2 separate regions of the Mus musculus genome follow, and region 2 is linked to region 1. A link is a loop called in an ENCODE intact Hi-C map of the cell type or tissue named here. Cell type or tissue: gastrocnemius. All regions are shown on one strand.

What was found. Hi-C counts contacts between places; a loop is a spot of excess contacts. Peaks named below come from ENCODE experiments on the same cell type or tissue, not always from the same donor. Only the 100,000 strongest peaks of a DNase experiment are listed, where the experiment ranks them.
Region 2: a loop joins it to region 1, with 7 times the contacts of the local background. A loop is called at or near these places in 40 of 42 quality-filtered maps.

Annotation. Positions count from the first base shown.
Region 1 is chr10:53,346,252-53,351,251 of GRCm38, reverse strand. It overlaps Cep85l (centrosomal protein 85-like), which reads left to right. Exons shown (of 13, transcript NM_001204983.2): 3 at 1,993-2,780. Among named protein-coding and RNA genes, the nearest start is that of Pln, 11 kb to the right of the region's middle. In gastrocnemius, a CTCF peak has its summit at 2,824 (motif pointing left); DNase peaks (open chromatin) are centred at 2,758 and 4,555; H3K4me3 peaks cover 1,482 bases; H3K27ac peaks cover 3,434 bases.
Region 2 is chr10:53,510,455-53,515,454 of GRCm38, reverse strand. It overlaps Gm40650 (predicted gene, 40650), which reads right to left. Exons shown (of 4, transcript NR_169148.1): 2 at 4,231-5,000; 3 at 2,638-2,826; 4 at 911-1,515. Gm20597 (predicted gene, 20597) reads left to right here. Exons shown (of 4, transcript NR_037973.2): 3 at 4,533-4,601. Among named protein-coding and RNA genes, the nearest start is that of Gm20597, 6.0 kb to the left of the region's middle. In gastrocnemius, a CTCF peak has its summit at 2,759; no DNase peak of the experiment used is centred here.

The sequences.
Region 1 (5,000 bases):
GCTCCTGTCTTCGAGATCCTATTCTACAGACACAATCTGTTGATTGCATTCCGCCTTTAGTGAATTCAAGGGTAGTGGCAAGGAAGCAGCCCTGGCTTTCCCTAAGCATGTTATGAAACATAGAGTGCTGTACACCTGCTATGCTGAGAGGGGAGCAGGAGATGAGAAGTTCAGGGTCATTCTTGATGACATAGCTAGTTTAGTGCTTCCTGGGTTACACGAGGCACTTTCTCAAACAGAGAAGAGACATTAAAATTTAATCTGATGAAGTGACTTTTATCACCAATTGTTGATCTTTTATGCAATTGAGAAATACCAAGCTACCGAATGCAGACATTGCTAGTCCCCAAGGGGCAGCTAAGCCTGGTGATTAGGTTTCAGTGTCTTCAATATCATGGAAAGTAGACCGTCACCTGGTGTGGTATTCACACGTCTCTAACAGTGTTCTGCAGATATTTCAGTCTTTTGAGAGTCATAAAAACGCTTTGTAGAAATATGGCTCCCTGAAGAGAAATTAAGACCTCGTGGAAAGTAATGTGAAAGCCAGGTTTTCCTTGGCTGAGGGGATGGGGAGCAGGGTCATCCACTAGGTTTCAGACATGAAAAAGCATAAAAGATAATGAGAACAGATAACGATGACTCTGGAAGCCATTGGATAGTCTACAAAAATCTCAGTATCAGGGTTGGACTCAGGTGGTCTAGGAGGCCACTTAGGCCCCTGGTAGGATACAGTCATTTACTATTGGTAACTCCTCAGCACTGATGGAGCTGTGTTGCTAGAGACTTCATATATATTGGTCTCAGGATGCCAAGAAATCAAGCTGGAACTGGGATGGAAGCCTCCTTCCCACTCTTCAGCTCTAGTGTTAGGCAGGCTGCAGACCCAAGTGTTACAGGACTGACAGGCAAGGCAAAATGTGCCTCCTGGTGCAGTAGTGGCATGTCAGTAATAAGGGAGCATGTGCTCTCTGGTCAGTTTGTAGCCCTGCCCACTGGAAGGAATCCACACCTATTACTACCATCTTGGTCAAAATTCTTTGGCTGGGGAGGTCATGGGCCCTAGAGGGGAAGTTGCTGCTATTTTTCTGCTCAGTAGACATGATGTGTCCATCAATTTGTTTTCCAAAAAACTGTGTTTGTATCCATAGGTTAAGTGCTACTGTCAGCTTTGGTCAGAGAAGCCCCTGTTTTTACAGTAGGTAGCAATAACTGCAGAGACTTAGAACTGGTCAGAGTGCTGAGAATAAGGGACTACTAAATGCTCGGCTATAACAGAAATTCTCTATCACCCACTTCAAGGCTCAGGGAATATTGTAGAAGATGGGTGGAAAGGATGTAAGAGCCAGAGAAGGAATGGAATGGGTCAGAACAGTCTTCAGAATCTGACATCACCATTGCCCTCTTGATCTCATAGCTGTTGTGGTTCCTAGCACAAGATCTGCGCAAGATTGTACCTGCAGGATTCTGTCATGGGTGGGACTAGGAAAAGGAAGAAGGGCAGTGAACATCCCTGCCCAGCCCTCTAGGCAGCTAAAGGTAGCTAGGGGATTTGGGCTTATTAGACACCACTGTTCCCTGAGCTCAGATCACTGTCCAGTTAGGGGAGGGAAAGGCATTTTCTTCAGTGTGGTAGCAGTGTTGAGGAGTGTGTGTGCTCTGTAAATATCCCTCTCCCAGAACCTTACAGCAGCAACCCTAATGGACCTCACTTGCCCATCAAGAATAGACATAGGCAGGGCAGTAGAAGATGACTCTGGTGGGAACAGATAGGGAACAGAGAGAGAAACAGGGGCAGGGATAATGTTTGAAACTATGCTGCCTTGTTTCTGATAACTTTCAAGGCATAATAGTACTAGCAATTTCCTCATTTTGAGGAATCACATCAGAAATACACTGAGAAGCCACACTCGGATGTTTACTTTAGCATTTTGCATTTTATCTTATTTTAAACCTGCTGATTGAAACTGACTTGGCAATCCTTTCTCATTGCAGATCATTCAACTTCAAGTGGCACGTTATCTTTCAAGCCTAGTCGATCATTGGTCACTCTTCCCACTGCCCATGTGATGCCATCTAACTCCAGTGCTTCCGTTTCCAAACATAGGGAATCTCTAACACCAGATGGCTCTAAATGGAGTACTAGCCTCATGCAGACATTGGGAGACCACAGCAGAGGGGAGCGGGACTCCTCCCTAGACATGAAGGACTTCAGGCCCCTGAGGAAATGGTCATCTTTGTCCAAACTTACTGCCCCAGATACCCGCAACCACAGTGGCATTGCATACCCGCAAGAGCTGAGGAATAGCTTGGAGATGACAGGGAAGGGCAAGCCTTTTATGTCCCACTTACGGACCTTTGGGCCAAGTTGCTTACATGACAGTATGGAGCTGCTTAAGCTGGAAGACAAGGAAATAAATAAAAAGCGGTCATCAACTCTGGACTGCAAATATAAATTTGAGAGCTGCAACAAAGAAGATGTCAGAGTCTCTTCCTCTGCTCTCAGGAGACAGACTTTAGACATGACATACAGTGCCTTACCTGAGAGCAAGCCCATTGTGACAGGCTCAGAGACTTTTGAGTCTCCAAAGTATTTAATGCTGGGCCAGCAGGCAGTAGGTGGAGTTCCCATTCAACCTTCTGTGAGGACTCAGATGTGGCTGACAGAGCAGTTACGGACAAACCCATTGGAAGGCAGAACCACAGACGATTCTTACAGTTTAGCTCCTTGGCAACAGCCACAAACTGAAGAGTTTCAGCAAGGAAGTGAGACGCCAATGCAGGTAAGGCTGAAAACCTAGTGTTTGCTTCCCTCCAGTGGATGTTTTATGTATTGCAGCAAGTACACAAGTTAAAAAAACCGTTAAGTGCTATAAAATTGACACACTGTGTTTAGAAAAACTTACAAATCTTTTGAGATTAATTAATTTGATAGCCTTAAACATTGTACTTAACTTGGCCTTTACTTTCTCTCTTGTTAAGTAGGCATAGAAATTAAACACATTCAGTTGAAAGAAACGGAAAACAGACAGAAGCTGTCACGGTATCATAGGAAGGAAACTGATTGGAACAAACAGGCCGTGGACTTTGTTCTGATCATGTCACATTTAGAGCTTGGATATTTTTTTTCTTTTTCTTCATAAGTTAGTTTTTCATTTATTTTTTAATCTGCATTCAAAGTGTTTATTTCATTATAGGATTTTCATACAGTCGTCTTCTTGGTCCTCTGCTTGCCCTCAGCCTGGTTCCACCCTACTGCCCCTCCCTTTCCCACAAGAGCCCTTTGCTCTGTCCCCCTCCTTACACACCCTCTCTATACTCTGCCTCCCTCTTTATTCTTCTCTAGCTTAGCTCTTTCTAGTTTCACAAGTAGAACAAGAATTCACATGAACAAGATTTCAAATCTAGATTAACAATATGAGAGAAAACATGACGCATTTGCCTTCCCGGGTCTGGCATGCTTTGATTAATGTAGTGATTTCAAGTCCCATTTGGTTTTCTGCAGAAGTCACAATTTAATTTTCCTTTATGGCCAAATAAAGTTGCATCGTGTATATGTACCACATTTTCTTACATGCTTACAGGTGGATGGATCTCTAGGCTGGTTTTATTTCTAGTTGCTATGAATGTTAGTAAACATGGGACTGTACTCATTTCTATGACTTTTAGTAGACTCTTTGGGAATTTAGTCTGGTGAGAACTCAGGTGTCTTTTGACCTGGCACTTAATTTCTTTGGGCCTTCTATAAAATGAGAAGGTGGAACCCAGTTCCTTGTACTATTTTGATAATGCTTTCTTTGTATATGAGCATATAAATCAGCTGCAGTTTTCAAGAAATGAATGGAACACCAAGATTTATTGAATTAGTTTAAAGGAACTACTTTATGATAATAACCACATACAGAGAAACATGGTGTATTAATCCCTATAAGGTCTGTGGAATAACATGCTAATAGGGAAATTTCTTTGTAAGATATGCACTAAGGAGCAACCACTCAGGTGTGAATCTTTGTAGAACACAGTAGAGGGAGGGAGAAGACAGCTAATGGGAAGCTCCCCTATGACTTAGAGCAGTGATTCTCAGCCCGAGGGGCCCAACCACTCTGAGCGGTGGAACGGCTGATGGAGTCACCTAAGACTATTGGAAAACAGACACATTATGATTCATAAAAGGAGCAAAATTATATGGTTGGGGGTCACCACAACACAAGAGACTATTACAGGGTCACAGCATCAGGGAGGTTGAGAACCACTGTGCACCATCCTGTGTAATATTCTGAACCATTTTTCCTTTGTGGTTGAAGAAAAACGATTTGCCTTTGTTTGGTTCACGTTATAGTTCACCACAGTCTTGGCTCTTTTCTTTGCGTTTTGATACCTCACCCATAGTACCCCAAATTGTCTCTGTAGGGTTGTGATAGTCTCGGCCTTGTTCAGGAGGGACTGTTTCATTGAAATGTGCTCTTCTGTACTCCTTGTTTTCAAGGAGGGGTGTGAGAATGTAGACCTCCTCAACACATAAAATAACCATTAGCTTCTCGTAAGCCCACAGTGGGTCTGCCCCCTGGTGGTTAAGTAGGGAACTCTATTGCTAACTTTGCATTGTCTCATGTTCCCTGGACTGTAGTTGTTAAAAATGGAGATGAAATTTTGTATGTATATAAATCATAAAGTGGTTTGATCAGTTAAGGGATTGCTAACTCATGTTAGCAGAGACTTTCTGTTATTTAAATGAAGATTTTGATTAAATAACATAAAAGACTTCTTCGAAATGAATTGTGAATGAAAAAGTCTGGCTTGTAACTCGGATTTTCTTATGTTTTTTTAAAAAGAAAATTTTCTTAGTTTCATTATTTTTCATGCTGTTTTATCTTTAACTCTTTAGCTGAGACAATCTGTATACTGAGGAGGTGACTATGACACATGCAGTCACAGTTTGTGACATAGTGGGTAGCTTAAAGCATCTGCTAGTGGATACATGCTTTACGGATTGATTTGTCTAT
Region 2 (5,000 bases), 160 kb before region 1:
ATGCCACAGCACACTCCCTGCCATAGCTCATGGTGACATTCACAAGGGTAAGGACAATAGACCTTTCCCTCCTTTAGTTGTTTTTGTTGGGAGAACAAGTTGCTTACTGGCAGCAATGAGACCAGGTGTCTAACGCAAGTTACACCGTGAGAGGCAGGGTGTGTTTCTACGGGAGAAGCTGCATCTTTAAAACATCTTGAGACATCTTAGGAGTTACAAAAAAAAAAAAAAAAATAGTGTCTCTTAGGTGACATTCAAAAGACAATACGATGTCTGGTGTATAATCTCCTGTCCCTTTCTTGTCAGATTCCCACTGATACTTACATAGCTCCCTCAGGCTCCCCTCCCTGTTTCCCTCTGACACAATCTTACTTGTGTGCCTCACATTGATTAGCCTGATGACAGATAGCTGTGAGCATTGCTCAGGAGAGTGAGGAGGCAGTCAGAGGAAAGCTGGTAGCCACAGTATATCAATAATTATTCATGCTTTGACATGTAGCCATGTCTGGCTTTTTTTTTTTTTTTTTTTTTTTAAGATTTATTATTTATTATATGTAAGTACACTGTAGCTGTCTTCAGACACTCCAGAAGAGGGAGTCAGATCTCATAACAGATGGTTGTGAGCCACCATGTGGTTGCTGGGATTTGAACTCCGGACCTTCGGAAGAGCAGTCGGGTGCTCTTACCTGCTGAGCCATCTCACCAGCCCCATGTCTGGCTTTTTATATGGGAATCTGAACTTGGTTCTCAGGGCTGTGCCCCAAATGCTCTGTTACCCACTGGGCCATCTCCCAACCTCTATGTATATTAAAATACTTATGGGATGCCTCCTGTATGCTAGCAGTTCAGAACGAACAGAGGCGGGTTAATTACATTAGCCGAATAAATAAAAACATAGAATAACAAGTTGTAGTGGTTTAGAAGAGAATGACTGTCACAAGCTCATATAGTTTAATGTTTGGTTCCCAATAGATGGACTCTTTAGAAAGGATTAGAGGTATGTGTGTGGCCTTGGTGGAGGAAGTGTGTCACTGCAGGTAGGCTATGAGGTTTCAAAAGCCCACTTCTGGCCCAGCCTAGTTCTCTTTCTGCTTCCTATCTGTGGACCAGGAGGTAAGTTCTTAGCTACTGCTCCAGCACCATCCCAGCCGTCATGCTCCCGCACCATGATGACCATGGACTAGCCCTACGGAACCGTAAGCAGGCCCCTGATTAAATGCTTTCTTTCATGAGCTGCCTTGGTCATGGTGTGCCTTCACAGAAAGAGAAGTAGATAAGACGTAAGGGTAACATGAAAGTGATTTTCTTCTTTGCATTTTCCCCATTCCAGAAGTCAGTGGTTTGAATAAGGAAGAGGCTATTTCTTGCTTACATAACCCATCAGGTGGAAGCAATCAAGTCAGGGATGAGAACGGCTCATGTGAGAGGTGGGGGTCCAAGCGTCTTCAGTCTGGTTGTCTCTCTAGACCAGTGTACTGGCAATGCAACATCAGATCTCTGTGGTCACGTTCCAGGCTGTGGGGAAGAGGACATTTCTTCACCAGTGGGATAACCTGAAACTTTACTATTTTTCCTCCCTGAAATGATTCATGTTTTCACTTCTATGGGTAAGGCATTCTGGGAATACAATCTTGTGCTGTAAATGTGCCAACAGAGGTTGCCTTATGTGTTAACTAATGAAGAGGGGAAGATAAGTTTCAGTACATATTTTTTAGTCTTCTTTACAATCGACAACTAATTCACTGTTTGCTAAGAGCACGTTGGAAAAAAATCCAAACTTGGTTCTCAGTCTCAATGGCTTTTTAGCCCTACAGTTTCCTTACACCTCCAGACTGTCACCATATCAGGCAGTCCCTATATAGGAAATCCAGAAACCATTCTGGCTGATAGCTCAAGGCTGAAGTAAAGAGCCTGATGATACCATCTGGTTGCAAGACAGCTTTTAAGGACTGTCCGTCAAGAAAAGAGTGGAGAAAACAGAATTGGGTAGAGACAGAAAATGGGCTGTCAGAAGTGGGGGTAACAGCCTCAGCTGTCCCCAAGGGAACTCTGCATTGGAAGTAACTCATCAGCCCAACTCCACGCTGGGCTGAAATCACAGGTGTCTTTCACACCCGCTGAGAAGAGAGAAATTCAGGGCCATGGCTCCACAACTGAGAGTTCCCTACAGCAGTGGTCCTCAGTCTTCTTCATGCCACCACCCCCTAATACCATTCCTCATGTTTTGGTGACCCCCCAGCCATAAGATCATTTCTGTTGTTACGTAAAGCTGTAATTTTATCACTGTTACGAATCATAATGTAAACATCTGTGTTTTCTGATAGTCTTAGGTGACCCCTGTGAAAGGGTCATTCTACCCCACCATAGGAGTCTCCACTCACAGGGTGAGAACCACTGCTCTACAGGAAAGCCTGACCAAATCTTTAAAGAGGAACATGGCACATCCTCCCTCCCCCTCCCCTCCCCTCCCCTCCCCCTCCCCCTTTCCCTCTCCCTCCCCCTCTCTCCCTCTCCCTCCCCCTCTCTCCCTCTCCCTTCCCCTCCCCCTTTTCTTCTCTCCACTCTTTTCCCTCTCCCTCCTCTCCCTCGCCCTCTCTCTTCATACTTTCAAGAAAAACTGTGGTGTGATCCAATTACCTGTGCTCTTAAGACACTAGTTTTCCATACTTAGCAACTTAACTATGGATCACAACTGCTCTGTGTTGGGCTGGAGAGATGGCTTAGTTAAGAGGACTGACTGTTCTTCCAGAGATCCTGCAACCACAAGGTGGCTCACAACCATCTGTAATGGGATCTGATGCTCTCTTCTGGTGTGTCTGAAGACATCTACAGTGTAACCATATAAATAAAATAAACATATCTTTTTTTAAAAAAAGATAATCTATTGCATAGTTGTACAACATTTAATCAAGTTCTTCTTGATGGGCATCTGAGAACCTCCCTATATTTTCTTCTACAAATAACTCAGCCACAATCATCCTGATGAAACATCTTTGCATGCATATGTAATTATCATTACAGAATAGTCTCTAATATAAAATGGTTGGGCCGCAAGGTATGTGTACTTATGTAGTAATATGTAGGAAGTACACTGCTGGTTGCCTCCCCTAAAGCTGCATTGCTTTTCCTATCTCTGGAGGTGATCTACATTAACATTAATCTTCTTACATTTTGCTCTTACATTTTATGGGAAAAAAGAAAAACCTCATTGCTTTCTTTTTTCTCTTTTCATTCTCCCTTTCTTTTTCTTTTTTTCTTTTCTTTCTTTCTTTTTTTTTTTCTTTTGAGACAGGGTCTCTCTACATAGACGAGGCTGGCCTCAAACTCACAGAGATTCTCCCATCTCTGCCTCCAAGTGCTGGTATTAAAGGTGCATGTGACCATGGCCAGCTTCATTGCTTTCTCAATAATATGTAAGTAAGCATGTGGTTAGTAATCACATATATTAATTAGTAAGCACGATAAATTCATTTCATATATTGACAGGTTATACTTCTTCATTTATTTTCCCTTTTGTGAATCATCATTCTTTTGTAAGTGTCTGCTCCAATAAACACGGCAAATGTCTGAGTGTAAGATACAGTATTATGTCCCAAGATCCTTTGTGTCTAATTTTTCTCCCTCTGCCATGACTCAATCTCTGTCACTTCTACAGTTTCTGGTAAAATAGAGCTAGTAACTTTCTCTCTAAATCCACAAAGGCAATTTGTATGAGTTTTCTTCCAGTGCTGTTATACATTTTCAATGTCAAGTAGTAAATGTTGAAAAAGATTTTTTTCTCACCATGTCCATTCTCTGTATATGCTTATACATGTGCAGTTGTCATGTGGGTACATATGGGTGTACATGCATGTGGAGGGCAGAGGTTGGCTTTAAGTATCTCCTTTTATTGCTCCCCACTTTATTTTTTGAGACAGGGTCTTTTACTGAGCCTGGAAGGGCCCATTTATTGGCTGGACTACTGACTGGTTGACCAGTAAGCTACCTGGGATCTTCAAGTCTTCACTTTCAAAGGCAGAGCTATAGACACAGCACTCTGCACTGCCTTTCTCTGGGGATCCAAATTCAGGCCCTCATGCTTGTGCTGCAAGGACTTTACCAAGCAAGCCATAGCCATGGCCCCCAAGCCCCACTCCCCAACCCCAAGCCACTTTAAAATCCCATCTGATTCTCAAATACCACCGACTTCCTTGTTACAGAGAATAATAATGATGAAAACATGGCTTTTACCTTGTAGTGTGGTCACTTGGATGCAGCCACACATCTTGCTTGAAGTGGAAACTTAAGGGATCTTTGGAAAGCCAGTTGTGTTGGATGGTGTTTTGAAGTGGACACAGGTGGAAGGCTAAGGCAGACTTGTGAAGGAATGTTTCATTGAAGCAGACATAAGGGAAAGGATGTTCTGCTAAGGATGCTTCACTAACGACAAGCCTGCATCGGTCCACTTTACATTGTGCAGTTGAGCTCCATTTACTGGGACTCCATAGAGAGAACTTCTGGTGGTGCGCTGTAATTTCGTGCTGTTTCTTCAGACTCCAGGTGATTGGCAGAGTGATGTCAGCTGAGATGGATGCACACACCAAGGGAAGACACATGTTGAGGTAAGACCTGTGGAGGACACGTGATGTTTGGAGGGAATATAAATCGAACTCAAGGGACAGTGACGGAGGCTGAGCTAAGCTTGTGTGTAGAGCTAGTGGTGCAATGCTTGTCTTGGGTCTTGAGTCTTCGCTGATCTTTGATCTTTGCTTTGCTGAGAGAGGCACAGCTGAGAACTCCTGGTGTTCCTGCTGGTCCCTCTTGCTGACTTGTATCCAGGCTGAGGCTTGGATGTCTCTGCTAGGCAGTGCCACTGGTGCTGATTGTGTTTGCTATCTTGACTCTACTGAACTGAACTGCTGGTGTATGTATCCGTGAAGTGTTTGCCAGTGGATCAAGCTGCTGCTGCTGACCTGTGAACTGAACGGCCAGTTTCCAGACAACACAGATGGAAGTTGCTC